Linked DNA regions of Homo sapiens: all the other regions are linked to region 3. Evidence: chromatin contacts called from ENCODE Hi-C or POLR2A ChIA-PET data. All regions are on one chromosome and are shown on one strand. Each heading gives the region's core, a stretch centred on a gene start or an enhancer-like site at or near the end of the contact. The rest is flanking DNA. Distances are from core to core; before and after follow the strand shown.

What was found. A loop is a pair of places that touch in the nucleus more often than their neighbours do. ChIA-PET counts read pairs that join two places held with the same protein, here RNA polymerase II (POLR2A). Pooled maps may share reads with other maps.
Region 1: a pooled map shows a loop between it and region 3 (2.4-fold over the local background). The contact joins two enhancer-like sites. A Hi-C loop is called at or near these places in 2 of 168 maps with a recorded cell type or tissue (Caco-2 and PC-3) and 3 of 50 pooled maps. POLR2A ChIA-PET finds 5 or more read pairs at or near these places in 2 of 52 experiments (GM10248 and IMR-90).
Region 2: a loop to region 3 is called in a pooled map, with 4 times the contacts of the local background. The contact joins two enhancer-like sites. A Hi-C loop is called at or near these places in 3 of 168 maps with a recorded cell type or tissue (CD4-positive, alpha-beta T cell, Caco-2 and PC-3) and 7 of 50 pooled maps. POLR2A ChIA-PET finds 5 or more read pairs at or near these places in 2 of 52 experiments (GM10248 and RWPE1).

What each region holds. Positions count from the first base shown.
Region 1 is chr9:112,011,221-112,014,070 of GRCh38, reverse strand. No RefSeq gene overlaps it. Among named protein-coding and RNA genes, the nearest start is that of LINC02977, 28 kb to the left of the region's middle. RefSeq lists enhancers at 1,111-1,350, 1,391-1,440, 1,681-1,820, 1,931-1,980. Within about 2 kb of position 1,535, at least 30 of the 41 ENCODE cell types and tissues checked have a DNase peak (open chromatin) inside an H3K27ac peak, as active enhancers do.
Region 2 is chr9:112,030,966-112,033,465 of GRCh38, reverse strand. It overlaps LINC02977 (long intergenic non-protein coding RNA 2977), which reads left to right. Exons shown (of 3, transcript NR_186812.1): 2 at 2,301-2,398. Among named protein-coding and RNA genes, the nearest start is that of LINC02977, 8.2 kb to the left of the region's middle. RefSeq lists enhancers at 891-1,180, 1,311-1,400. Within about 2 kb of position 1,250, at least 4 of the 41 ENCODE cell types and tissues checked have a DNase peak (open chromatin) inside an H3K27ac peak, as active enhancers do.
Region 3 is chr9:111,838,023-111,840,881 of GRCh38, reverse strand. It overlaps the pseudogene RNU6-1013P. Among named protein-coding and RNA genes, the nearest start is that of SHOC1, 45 kb to the right of the region's middle. Within about 2 kb of position 1,406, at least 3 of the 41 ENCODE cell types and tissues checked have a DNase peak (open chromatin) inside an H3K27ac peak, as active enhancers do.

The DNA.
Region 1 (2,850 bases), core at 286-2,785, 170 kb before region 3:
TAGCCGGATGTGATGGCAGGCACCTGTAATCCCAGCTAGTCGGGAGGCTGAGGCGGGAGAATCGCTTGAACCCAGAAGGCAGAGGTTTCAGTGAGCCGAGATCACGCCACTGCACTCCAGTCTGGGCAACAGAGTGAAGCTCTGTCTCAAAAAACAAACAAACAAACAAAACAAAACAAACAGAAAAACCCTTATATTGAGTATTAGGATCTGTTTCTGGGCTAATTTGTCTCTCCTATTAATCTCTGCCAAATCCTGTGTGTTCAACTTTGATTTTATTCTTATAGTTTTATGATATTGTATGAAACTATATCCCATAGTTCTATAATTTTATAATTTTAATAGAGAGCAGAGCTAGTTTTCCCTGTTGGGCTTTTAGTTTTCAAAATTGTTTAGCTATTTGAAGCAGAATTCAGACTGACTCCTTCTATACCATCCAAATCCCTCTCCTCTTCCTCACTAGGGGCTGAAGAAGCTGAACACTCAAGTTCCCAATCTCCTTTGTTGCTCTGGGCAGACAGAAAGTACAGTTCCAGTTAATTAAGCAGAAGTGAGGTCTACTAGGGGAGTTTCTGGGAAAGTTTTTACTTCGCTGATACCGTGAACAACTGTGGCTGTTCCTTCTTTTTCCCCCTCTTTCTGTCTTGAAAGCAGATGTATGCTAACCATCTTGAACTTAAGAACCATTTTGTCAAGTTAAAAAAAAAAGTGAAGGCCGGGTATGGTGGCTCATACCTGTAATCCTAGTGCTTTGGAAGGCCAAGGTGGAAGGATTGCTGGAGCCCAGGAGCTGCAGGCTGGAGTGAGTTATGACTGCACCATTGCACTCCAGCCTGGGTGACAGAGCAAGATCCTGTCTCTAAAAAAAAAAAAAAAAAGAAATTAAGTCAGTTAAGCCAGGCGGCTTTGTACAGCTCTGTGGAATGACAGAACTTATAAAATGTCCTTTCTCTAGAGCTGTGGGGAAAATGAGGCAAATACTGTATGGGCAACCTCCTGAATGTGTTTCATTTATTCATCTATAATAGCAGGGCTTGGATAAATCTTTCCTATATGCTATGTGTGGGGCTAAGAAATGACCTTATTGTCAAAGGTTGATGAATGCACAGATACAGGGTAAGAAGCCAATCTGGAATGATGGTTTCCATTTTCCACTTGAGAGTTTAAGCCTGGGCAGCAGATACCTGCTCTGTGAACTCTTTACATGAGCAACTTCCCAGCACAAATTGTTCTCATTTCCCAGGCTCACATGTCCACCAGTCCCTACTTTCTGAGGATGACTTTTTCTGTCTCAGATTCCCTTGTGTAGGGAACATTCTCTTCCAGTGAACCTGGCTACCCCACTGGAGCTTGTGGCTGTAGGAGACATGCTTGGAGCCAGTTGTTACTACAGGGGCCTGAGATAAGCCAAGGGTACCAGATGACTGTGAATTACAGGCACTGTTGAGTGTGTGCTTTGAGACCAGAAAGAGGAAAGCTTTTTACTCAAAGCAGAAGTAAAACAGGCTTTTGTGGGGGAAGTGGAAATTAGCTGGTAGGAGTTCTTTGTACCACACATATAAAAATAGGAGTGCTCCTGGAGAGGAGTGCAGCTGGCAGGGACCTGTGGTTGGTCAAAGTGATCAGCAACGTTGCTTGCAAGCCAAAACCATGAGTCACCTTCAGTGGAGCCTGGTGTCCTGAATCCAACACTTTCCTTCTTTGTCCCCATAACTGTGACCTCCCTTCAGAGGTTTTCTGAGGAAACTCAAGACCTGTACCCATTGAAATATGGAGGGACAGCCTGACCTCTTAAGCTTAGAATGTTGAGGCCTGAGCTTGCTCTGGGGCTAGAAAGCTCTGATCCTAGGCCGGATAATTTACTGAGTTATTTGTCTTTGTTTTCTTTGTACATTACTCAGCCTTCAGGGCAGGTAGCCAGGACTTTGAGCTTTCAGGGCCCAAAGAAGAAGCCTGCACATCACTTTCCGTCCTGACTTTTTCCTCCTTCACTCTGAGGGATTTGAGCATGCTGCGCTAGGAGAAGAAGTGGTAGAGTGTTTTTGAGAGACACAGTCCTTAAGATTATTCCCCAAGGGAAGGAAAGGATATGCACAGTTTTTAAAATAATGGGGCTCTGTGGCCCACCCTCCATAGAATCTCAGGAAGATGACAGGGTGTCCGGGAGCCATGACTGCATGTTGAGCCTAGAAAGGTCTTTCTGACTCTGGGTATGGAGGCTCTCAGCTCTGGCAAAGATTTCCAGGGGAACAACAGGGATGTCCAACTTCACTCTATAAGCTTGGCCAGCAGGCAACTTGGTGGAAACCTCGTAGATAAGGGGTTGGCCCATAGGTCAAATCTGGGCCGTCGTCTGTTTTTGTATAACCTATGAGCTTAGAATGGTGACATTTTAAAGTGTTTGGGAAAAAAAATCATATTTTATGACCCATGCAATTATATGAAATTCAAATTTCAGTGTCCATAAATAAAGTCTTCCTGGGATACAGTCAAGTTCATTCATTTTCCTACTGTCTACGGCTGCTTTTAAGCAACAATGGTAGAGTTGAGTGGTTGTGACAGAGAGCTGCTTGGATTGCAAAGCCTAAAATATTGACTATCTGTTCTCTACAGAAAAAGTTTGTGGATCTCTGATGTAAACCAATGACCAGACATACCGCATGAATGTTTGGCTTCACATAAACACTCCTGGCCATTAGCTCTGGGACTGGGCATGGGATTTGGAGGTGGGGAAGAGAAGGCAATCCTCTCAACCTCTGAAATTAAATTTCCCACTAGCTGAGCAGAAAGGAAGCTCAGTGTCATGCCTACCATAATTTAAAGTAAGTAAAGCCATATGAACTTTCTGGA
Region 2 (2,500 bases), core at 1-2,500, 190 kb before region 3:
AAAGGAAAATAAATGGTCTAAATTGAGCAACAAGAAAGTAAACTTTTAAGCAGGTACTTTCCAAGTGAAATGAGAACCGGAGATTGGGTCCAAAAGAGAGGATGCCCAGCCAGACTGAACTTTCAAGTGTTTTCCAACTGGAAAGCTCCAATGTCCTCTGATCTCAGTGAATTTCCAATCTAATTTCAAGGAAGTCCCTCAGGAGCCCCATTGCAAGGGTGGTTATAGAACCATTTACAACTGCTTTAATAAAACTAATGCTTATAAAGAAAGAAAACTTGTTTTTTAGTCATCCATAACACAAAAAAGTGAGGTTTGATGCACAGTAAAAGGAATCATTATTTAAGTTAGTCTGAGTTATATTGTATTTTGGAAATGCTCCACATTCAATATTTATGCCACATACTCTAAAACCAAAGTATGTAGATTAAAAAAAAACTATTTCCAGAAATAAGCTTGCTGAATCACCACAGGCTTAATTTATTTATTTTAACTACCAGTTTCCTGAATGTTTTTGTCTAATTGGCCTATCTGCAGTTGCCCTTGGTCCACCCTTGAGCCCACTCTTTAAGCCTGTCTGTCACTTAGAGAAGTACAAGTACTTCCTGCTGAGAATAAAGCCTTGATCGCAATTTCAGTGAATTATCAGGGAAGTGTGAGAATAAGTAGGAATAAATGTCTAAACATTTGGGAAAAACTTGTTTGCAATAAATGTGGTTAACAGAGAGTGAATAGGCTTACTACATAAAATTGTTACTCATCAATTAAAAAAACTGTACAATCCTCCTCCGGGGGAAAATGATCAGATATTTTAAGTCTGCTGATATTTTTCTCTGGATGTCAGACCTGTATACTTTGTCCTGCATTATTGGAGTATAATTGGCAAATAAAAGTTTTATGTATTTAAGGCATACAATGTGATGATATGATACACCTATACACTGTGACATGATTACCTCAATCAAGCTAATTAACACATCCATCACCTCACCTTTTTTGTGTGTGGTGAGAACACTTAGATTTACTCCTATAGCCCATTTCAGGTATACATTATTAACTCTAGTCACCATGCTATACATTAGATCTCCAAAACTTATTCATCTTGTAACTGAAAGTTTGTACTCTTTGACCAACATTCGCCATTCCTCCCCAACCCCTAACTTTGGTAACCACCCTTTTGCTCTCTGTTTCTATGAGTTCTTCTGTTTCGGTTCCACCTGCAAGTGAGATCATGCAGTGTTTGCCTTTGCCTTTCTGTGTCTGGCTTATTTCACTTAGCATTATGTCCTCTAGGTTCATGCATGTTGTTGCAAATGACAGGGATTTCCTCCTCTGCCTCTTCTTCCTTCTTCCTCCTCCTTCTCCTTCTCCTTCCCCTTCTTCTTCCCCTTCTTCCCCTTCTTTCTGTTTTTGCTTTGTTTTGTGTTTGTTTTTGAGATAAGGCTGGTCTTGAACTCCTGGGCTCAAGCAATCCTCCTGCCTCAGCCTACCAACTAGCTGGGGCTGGGTCTGCACGCATGCACCACCATGCCTAGCCGCCTTCATTTTTGGCTGAATGATATTCATGTGTGTGTATGAATATTTTCTTTATCCATTCATTTGTCTACAGGCACTCAGGTTGATACCGTGTCTTGGCTATTGTGAACGACTGTGTAATACATATGGGAGTGCAGATAACCTCTTCCACATACTGATTTTATTTCTTTTGGGTATATACCCAGAAGTGGGGTTGCTGGATCATACCGTAGTTCTATTTTTAATTTTTTGAGGAACTACCATACTGTTTTTCGTAGTGGCTGTACCCACTTACATTCCCACCAACAGTGTGCAAGGGTTTCATTTCTCCATATCTTCATCAACACTTGTTATCTTTTGACTTTTTGTTAATAGCCATTCTAACGGATGTGAAGTGAAAGCTCATTGTGGTTTTGATTTGCATTTCCCTGATGATTAGTGATGTCATACACCTTTTCATATACCTGTTGGTCACTTATATATCTTCTTTGAAAAAAATCTATTCAGGTTCTTTGCCCATTTTTAAAAAATCAGGTAACTTGCTTTTTTTTTTGCTGTTGAGTGGTATTAGTTCCTTACATATAATATTTTGGATATTAACTTTTTATTGATATATGGTTTAAAAATATTTTTTCCCATTCTATAGATTGCTTTTTTATTTTGTTGATTGTTTCCTTTGCTCTGCAGAAACTTTTAGTTTGATATAATCCCATTTGTCTTTTCTTGCTTTTGCTGTCTGGGCTTCTGCTGTCACACCTGTATTTTTGTTTTTGTTTTTGTACCAGAGAAAGTGAAGCAACAAATGAGGAACATGAGAACACTGGAGTAGAAAGCTGGGTGGGCATCAGACAGCTGACCAAAATTTTCACTATCAAAATGGCAGGTGAGATTTTTTTTTATATACTAGTTATCACAACATCTTCAACCTTTTCTTTTTTTTTTGAGACCGAGTCTTGCTCTGTTGCCCAGGTTGGAGTGCAATGGT
Region 3 (2,859 bases), core at 157-2,656:
AAAGTGAAGAAGCCAGAGACCTGGAGATCTGAAATGGGTAGAAAGAACAGAAGGAGTGGGTCAGAAATGGGACTAGCAAGTGATGATGGAGCTAGGGCCAGTGACCTAGGGTCTATTCCTAGCATAGCCAGAATCCTACAGATACTACAGTTTGGTTTTGCTGCCAAACAAAATCCATCTCAGATCATGTGCATATCTTAATTTAACATTTTAGGCAGCTACAAATGAAGTGGAAAGGAGCCAAACGCTATGGACTGTCTCTACTGTGCTGACTAATTGCATTTTTGGCTTGGTGCTAGTTCACTTTGGGATTCACCTGTAATCTGAAATTTTATTTTTGCTAACTTTTGGTGTAGCCATCTTGTTTGTTTGCTACCTCATTTTCATAGAAAAACTTCCTTTTGGAAAACTTCAACTGCTCAGAGAAGAAAAGGATGTTTCCTATACCGAGGACTGGCTATATAATTTGTGGGGCTCAGTGCAAAATGAAAATGCCAGACTCTTTATTCAAGAGTTGTTACAGCCAGGCATGGGGGCTTGCATCTGTAATCCCAGCTACACAAGAGGCTGAGGCAGGAGGATCGCTTGAGTCCAGGAATTCAAGACCAGCCTGGGCAACACAGTAAGATCCTTTGTCTCTAAAAAAAATTTTTAAATTGTTAAGAATTTCAAGAAGTTTCAAGAGATCTATTGCACAACATGATGACTATCGTAAACAATAGTGTATTGCATACTTGAAAAATGGCCAAGAGAGTAGATTTGTAGTGTCCTCACCACAAAAAAATTATTAGCATGTGAAGTAATGAATATGTTAATTAGCTTGATTTAACCATTCCATAATGTATACATATATGAAAGCATCATTTTGTACATGATAAATATATATAATTTTTATTTGCCAATTAAAATTACTTTTAACTTTTTAAAAAATTTTATTTTTTATAAATAAAAATATGAAATGCTTCATGAATTTGTGTGTCATGCTTGCTCAGGGACAATGCTAATCTTCTCTGTATTGTTCCAATTTTAGTGTATATGCTGCCAAAGTGAGCACAAAGAAAAGAAAAGAAGAATTTCCAGAAGGAGACATTAAACTGAGTATGGGGTGCTTTTAAGTGCAGGACTCTGTGCAGCAACACAGATCGTACACTCATAAAGTCAACTCTGTGCATACCTCAGTCATGATAGAAAGATAAATCTGTATACTTAGAGAGAGGGACTGTGATGGGAGAAGTTTGGACTCATTTCAGAACTCACAAGGTCAGAAGGACATGGGCAGAGAGGGGAACACATGTAGGAAGGAGATGAGGTCAACTGAAACTATTGCTATAATTCTGAGATCTAGCAGGTTTCCTTTTTTTTGAGAGAGAGTCTCGCTGTGTCGTCCAAGCAGGAGTGCAGTGACGCAATCTCGGCTCACTGTAACTTCAGCACCGTGGGTTCAAGCAATTCTCCTCCCTCAGCCTGCTGAGTAGCTGGGATTACAGGCATGTGCCACGACACCCAGCTAATTTTTGTATTTTTAGTAGAGACGGGGTTTCGCCATGTTGGCCAGCCTGGTCTTGAACTCCTGACCTCAAATGATTCGACAGCCTTGGCCTCCCAAAGTGCTGGGATTACAGGCGTGAGCCACCACACCTGGGCTTTACATCTGATTTAAATTTTGTCTTATTGATTTCATACCAGCATTCCAGCCAATTGAGATCATTTTGGATATAGAGTCTGTAATTTATGATCTTAGCTTTGAGTCACCAGCTGATCTGGTAATTCTGCCATGCATGTCTTCATACACATTTCTGTTAAAACTATCTCACAGGGCAGGGCTAGGGAGAGACTGAATCCTCCACAAGACTTGCATCTGAGTGACGCAAAGACAATAATCCTACCATTTCAGGTGTGGCTCTGTCAAACATAGGAGTGTGTAAGAAGTCATAAAAGGAACCTATCTGACAATCCTTGGGACGTGAATGATCTGAAGAGTTATTTGAAATATTTTTTAGGGAAAATGTTATAAATACAAGTATCACCATTAGAAATATTAAACTACCTAGGGAAACACTGGTAGGCATAAGATATAAATTAAGGAAGAAAACAGGGAGCCAAAAAAAAAAAAAATAGGCAAAGAGGAAGGAAGCAGATCAAAAAGAAGGATAGAAAGATAAGAGAGAGACTCTCATTGACATCAGTTCTAAAAGTCCTGTGTCCTTGTTTTAAGATTTATCATTTCCTGTCCCTGAATGTAAAATGAGGCTAATAGCCAGTCTTTGAAGAGCCTTTTTTGTGAGTACAATAATTGGACTTATGGGCCACATCAAATAAAAGTCAGGATTTCCTGAGACTGATCCAAACTGACTTGGAACTCTTTGAGGTTTCGTTTCTTCTTGACACAGATGGTCATGCTCCCCGATCTTATGAAAAATGGAATTAACACTCTTCTGATTTGAATGAAATACTGCCAGGAAAATCAGCTGAGAATAATCGAGAAATTATTCCTTGACTATTCCTATTAACAACCATTGCCCTTAGCGAATAATAACTACTAAGAAAGAATTGAATGGATGAAAATTTTCCTTTGAGTTTCCTCTTCTCGTATTTGGTTCTGATTAAATGACATAGAATAAGATTTTATTCTTCTCAGCTTTTTAAGAATTCTACCAGAGAAGAGCGTTAAAAATAAGAGCTAATTTTATTGTACGTAAATGTCATCATTAGTAGGGCGGATGAGGACTCTCCTGTATCTGCATTCACACAATTTGCTCAAGTCATGCCACCTATACAATTTCACCATGTGCTCTCAGTTTTCCATGATGTTACTTATAATATCTCTTCTGCTTGGAATGTCCTTTTCCCCTTGCCTGC